2 separate regions of the Homo sapiens genome follow, and region 1 is linked to region 2. A link is an interaction called in ENCODE POLR2A ChIA-PET data of the cell type or tissue named here. Cell type or tissue: HepG2. All regions are shown on one strand. Each heading gives the region's core, and the rest is flanking DNA. Links, peaks and the distances in the headings are about the cores only. Region 1 overlaps MYO1G (myosin IG). Region 2 overlaps TBRG4 (transforming growth factor beta regulator 4).

Region 1 (2,906 bases), core at 106-2,605, 140 kb after region 2:
GACTCTGAGCTCTCACTGAAATGAAGCTCCCTGGGACTCCGGCAGGATCTCCACAGACTCTTACCTCCCCACTGAAATGGGAGATTTTGGGACATGGGCAGGGTCTCCATGGACTCAGAGTTCCCCCATTGAAGGGGGAGTTCGGTGGCACATGGGCATTGTCTCTAATGACTCTGAGCTCCTGGCTGAGGGGATTGCTCCCTGGGACGTTGCCAGGGTCTCCACAGACTCTGAGCTCCCCATGAGGTGGGAGCTCCACAGGATTTGGGCAGGGTCTCCATGAACTATAAACTCTCCACTGAGGTGGGAGCTCCCTGGGACACAGAGAGTTTTTTTCAGACTCTGAACTCCCATGAAATGGAGCTCTTTGGAGCATGGACAGTGTCTTTAAGGACTCTGAGCTACCCACCGAGGTGGGAGCTCAGTGGGACATGTGAAGCAGTGTCTCCACGGACTCTGGGCTGCCCACTCAGGTGGGCTGTGTCTTGGACACAGGCAGTGTCTCTATCAACTTTGGGCTCTGCTCTGAGGTAAGAGCCCCCTGGGACAGGGGCACTATCTCCTTGGACTTTGAACTCCCACCAAAGTGGAGCTCACTGGGACAGTGGCAACGTCTCCACGGATTCTGAGCTCCCGCTGAAGTGGAGCTCCCTGGGAATCAGTCAGTGTCCAAGAACTCTGAGCTTCCCTGAGGTGGGAGCCCTCTGGAACACAAGGAGTGTCCACGCAGACTCTGAGTTTCCATGAAGTAGGGCTGTCTGGGACACTGGCGGTGTCTCTATGGTCTCTGAGCTCCTCACGGAGCTGGGAGCTCCCTCGGACATGGGCGATGTCTCCACAAACTCTCCATTCCCCTATGAGGTGGAAGCTCTCTGCGACATGACCATTGTCTCTGTGGAATCTGAGCTTCCCACTAGTGGGAGCCCCTTGGGACACAGGGCAGGGTCTCCACAGACTCTAAGCTCCCACTGAAGTGGAGCTCTCTGGAATAACAGCAGGATCTCCACAGACTCTTACCACCTCCAGTGAAGTGGGAACTTTTGGGACACAGGCAGTGTCTCCATGGACTCTGAGCTCCCTGCTGAGGTGGGAGTTCATGTGGCACCAGTTGTGTCTCCACAGACGCTGAGCTCCCTAGGACATGGGCTCTCCCTGGGTGGAGAGCAATGTCTCCACGGAACCTGTGCTCCCTACTGAGGTGGGAGCTTCCTGGGACAGGGGCAGGGTCTCCAGTAACTCTGAGCTCCCACTGAAGTGGAGCTCCCTAGGATTCTGCAGTTTGTCCACAAACTCTTACCTCCTCACTCAGTGGGAGGTTTTGGGACCCGGGTAGTGTCTCCACATACTCTGAGCTACCCACTGAGGTGGGATCCCCCTGGGTCGAGGGCAATGTCTCCACAGGGACTGAGCTCCCTACCAAGATGAGGTCTGGCACAAGAACAGTGACTTCATGGTGGAGTCATAGCTCCCACTGAAGTGGAGCTCCCTGACCCACTGAACAGCTGAATGGGGAGCTTGCTGGCACACAGAAACTGTTCACACTGTCTGACCTTCCCCCACGTTTGTTCGTTCAATACTGGAAGGAAGCGCAAGTCTGTTTGTTCTCCTGCCTGTGTGTGTGTACAGGGGGACATCCTGGGAGCTTATTTGTCTAAAGGATGCCTGTGTCCTCTAGTTGCTGAGAGGCAGTGAGGACAAGCAGCTGCATGAACTGCACTTGGAGAGAAACCCTGCTGTATACAATTTCACACACCAGGGAGCAGGACTCAACATGACTGTGCACAGTGTGAGTGTGAGGGGCACCAAGGGCTCAAACTGGGCTCAGTGTCAGGGCCTGAGTGTGGTGGTAGGGAATGGGCAGCACTCAGCACAGGCCAGGGTGAAGTGAACTGTTTGCGTGAGTGGGGAGGGTGCTCGGGGTGGAGTGAAAATGGCTGATGGAGGGGACAGAGTGCAGGGGTGAGCAGGTGCTTAGGCTGGAGTAATCAGGTTCAGGAAGGGGACAGGGGACAGGGGTGAGCAGGTGCCTAGGATGGAGGAATCAAGCCTCAAGGGAGACAGGTGTCCTGGGCCCAGTGTGGCTTTGGAGTGATGAATCCCTTCTACCCTAGGCCTTGGACAGTGATGAGCAGAGCCACCAGGCAGTGACCGAGGCCATGAGGGTCATCGGCTTCAGTCCTGAAGAGGTGGAGTCTGTGCATCGCATCCTGGCTGCCATATTGCACCTGGTGAGCCTGGCTCAGAAGCCTGGGAGGGCTACTTCCCCACAAGGGTTTCCTGGCTGGGAAGCACCCAGGGATGAGGAGGAGACTGGCTGGAGATGCCCCAGCAATGTGCTAGGCTGACTGCCTCTCCTGCAGAAGCTGAGCTGCTCGAGTGATGAGCTCAGTTGATACATGGTCCAGACCCCATTCTTAGGGCCAGGTCAGCCAGGCGCAGTAAAAGCTGAGCATCATGCAGACTGCCTCTTAGTGCAGTCATGAGCTGTGTGGCTTTGGTTGCATTTACTCAGTGCCTCTTGGCCTCAGTTCTCTCTAAGCGGCATGAGGAGTAAGTAGTGCAGGGCTCCGCTGGCTGTGGGAGGATGCGATGGGGTCATTCACATGTCATTTGGACTCGAGGCCTCGAGGCCTTGGCAGAGACTCTGGTGTGCCCATGCCCCCTTCCCCCAGTCTCTGGCTGTGTCTGTGCCCATGGTGAGCAGCTGACCATGCTGGTCTGAGAAGGAGCTGTACTCTACCGCATCCATGTCCCCTGCTTTCCTTCCTCCTTCTTGTCCAAAGTTGTCCAGGCTCTTTTGAGACATGGAGCCCGGACTGTTCATGGTTTTCCCATCACCAGGGAAACATCGAGTTTGTGGAGACGGAGGAGGGTGGGCTGCAGAAGGAGGGCCTGGCAGTGGCCGA
Region 2 (2,906 bases), core at 242-2,741:
TAAGGTGAAGTGGAAGTGCAAGGCCTGTTTAAAATGGGGCCTTGTGTTGCTGGGAGGCAGAAAAAGCTAAGACTGAGAAAATCATTCTGGGCCATGTTATGAAGTGCTTCTTATTATTGGTTCAGAATTTTTGCTGTTAGAAATTTGGTGGGGGGGTTTTAGTAGGCTAGTGATGTAATCTACCTTGGTTTCGAGAGGCTCACACCTATGTCTACAGTGTTAAAATATATCCACAGAGGCTTTGGGAATGTGAATTTTTTTTTTTTTTTTTTTTTGAGATGGAGTCTCTCACCCAGGCTGGAGTCCAGTGGTGCAATCTCAGCTCACTGCAATCTCCGCCTCTCAGGTTCAAGCAATTCTTGTGCCTTAGCCTCCCAAGTAGCTGGGATTACAGGCGTGCACCATGATGCCCAGCTAATTTTTATATTTTTAGTAAAGATGGGGTTTCACCATGTTGGCCAGGCTGGTCTCAAACTCCTGACCTCAAGTGATCCACCCGCCTAGGCCTCCCAAAGTGCTGGGATTACAGGCGTGAGCCACCACGCCTGGCCAAGCCCGTAATTTTTAATCCTGGTTACCCTTGAAATAAAAAAATAAAAAAAAATTAATGCTGTCTAGGTCGTGTCTGCAGAGATGCCATCATTTAGGAGGCCTTGGGCAGGACCTGGGAATCTGAATTATTGAACCACATCCTAGGTGATTTCAAATTACAAGCAGGATGGAAACCCTCCCACCCAGGCTGTAATGTTCCTGAGTTTTGATATTTGATGGCATTCTGTACTGAAACAAAAATCCTGTGAGACTTTTGCTTTAGAAAATACTATCACATACCTATGGATTGTCAAGAAAGACTTAGTCTGATTTTACAGATAGAGTGGCTTTGACTATTTCATTTCTCAAGTTTGTGAGTCAGGAACTGCCCCTGTAGTAGCCCCTTCTCTCTCCTTTTTCTCTTCAGGGTTTGGAATCACTTGCTAGGAGTCTTGTCTCTCTGCCACCCAGGACATCATGGCAGCTCACCTGGTAAAGCGATGCACGTGCCTCCTGAGAGAAGCTGCTCGTCAGGCCCCTGCCATGGCTCCAGTTGGCCGACTGAGACTTGCCTGGGTAGCCCATAAGACTCTGACTTCCTCAGCCACCTCACCCATTTCCCACCTCCCAGGTTCCTTGATGGAGCCGGTGGAGAAGGAACGAGCATCTACTCCCTACATAGAGAAGCAGGTGGACCACCTCATCAAGAAGGCCACAAGGCCAGAGGAGCTCCTGGAGCTACTTGGTGGCAGTCACGACTTGGACAGCAATCAAGCAGCAATGGTACTTATCCGGCTCTCTCACTTGCTGTCTGAGAAGCCAGAAGATAAAGGCTTGCTCATACAGGATGCCCACTTTCATCAACTTCTCTGTCTGCTCAACAGTCAGGTGGGTGCCGGAGTGTGGTCTGAGAGCATAGACAAGAGGAAAACAGCCAGAAATGCTGGGGTCCACAGCAGCCAGTGCTTACCAAGCATAGACAGGGGCCTTGCATCTCTTGTGATATTTTTTATTTTTTTATAAATTTCAAAGTGCTTTATCGTGCTTTCTCTTTGTTTATCCTTACAAGAGGCCTGTTAGGTAAATATTGCTATGCTCGTCTTACAGACAGCCAAGACGCATAGTGATAGAAGCATGGGAAGTGAGCCTGGTTCTTCTCAGTTCTTTGGGTGCTTTCCCCCTCACCATATAGTCTTGACTTGTATTGCTCTCTGCCAGTGTCTGGCTGATGGCAAGGCACTGTTTTTGAAGCCAAAGGAGATGCAGCATGACTGATGGAAGGTCCTTGAAACTTGAGACAGACGTGGGCATGATCTAGCCATGTTCAGACCCTCCAAGGATGACCATGGAGAGAAGCAACAAGACCCATTTGTGTGGCACTGAGCAGGGCAGAACTCAGACTACAGAAGCCAGTTCCTGCTCACTGTGAGGGACTCCCTTCTTAGAGAGTCTTCCCCTGGGCTCCATGTACAAAAAAAGGAGTACAGACTCCTGCTGTGGCTGAACTGGCCCTAAATCCCTGGTCTGCTTTGGAAGGGAAGTGCTGGGGCACTGAAACCATGTTTCCAGTTGTCAGGTGTAATGAAGAGAAAGGCACTATCCAAGGAAGGAGTTGCACTAACTGAGTGCTTTTCAAACTGCAGGTTATAAAATCAGTGTAGTGGGATGTGGCCAGCTGATTCTTAATGAGGTAGAGTAGTATAAAAAATACCAGAATTCATCACATATAGTAAGGGGATTCACTAATGTCTCATGGAACTTTTGTTCTAGTTAAGGATGTATATATATGCCTGTGTTGTGTGGACTGGGGTTACAGTACATAATTATTTCTTGCTGGGGATATAATTCATAAAATGAACTTAGTTAGGCCCCCTTGTTATTTGGCTACAATTCTAATTGCTGTTTATTGACTCTTTTTACTCACATGTGATTTAAGAAAGTCTTATGATGCAAGACTGAACATTGTAACAAAATTATAAGGCAAGTATCTGTAATGTAATAACAGCTTTCTTTTCAAAGATTTTCCTGCTGTCCATGAAACCGGAAGGTAGACACCCAGATCTTCTGTAAGATTAGAATTTACTCCAGTACTTTCTCCCTCCTCCCCAGCCCTTCAGACAGCAGCTTCTCTGTTCGCAGCTCACTTCCTTGAAGGTGTGGTTTCTGCTTCTCATTCATAAGCGCAGAGACTGAACCTGAGGGTTCAGTGTTGAGAGACTTGGCCCAGGAAAGGACAGAGCCATACTTGTTTTACCATCTGCTCTCTTCTGCAAGGCTGGATTCAGGGCCAAAGGGCTCTAGAGCCACCCATGTTGACACTGTGGGCCCTGTGGACACAGTACCTGAATAGCAGTTACCCTCTTCAGAAACAAAGC

Evidence for each region. ChIA-PET counts read pairs that join two places held together with the same protein. Peaks named below come from ENCODE experiments on the same cell type or tissue, not always from the same donor. Only the 100,000 strongest peaks of a DNase experiment are listed, where the experiment ranks them.
Region 1: POLR2A ChIA-PET joins it to region 2 with 11 read pairs; 24 of 35 experiments call an interaction of 5 or more read pairs at or near these places.

What each region holds. Positions count from the first base shown.
Region 1 is chr7:44,970,995-44,973,900 of GRCh38, reverse strand. MYO1G (myosin IG) reads left to right here. Exons shown (of 22, transcript NM_033054.3): 6 at 1,676-1,786; 7 at 2,112-2,228; 8 at 2,842-2,906. Among named protein-coding and RNA genes, the nearest start is that of MYO1G, 6.6 kb to the left of the region's middle. In HepG2, for the core only: no CTCF peak of the experiment used is centred there; a DNase peak (open chromatin) is centred at 1,610; H3K4me3 peaks cover 709 bases.
Region 2 is chr7:45,107,340-45,110,245 of GRCh38, reverse strand. It overlaps TBRG4 (transforming growth factor beta regulator 4), which reads left to right. Exons shown (of 11, transcript NM_004749.4): 2 at 959-1,419. The coding sequence starts at 1,009. Among named protein-coding and RNA genes, the nearest start is that of SNORA5B, 2.7 kb to the right of the region's middle. In HepG2, for the core only: no CTCF peak of the experiment used is centred there; no DNase peak of the experiment used is centred there; H3K4me3 peaks cover 6 bases.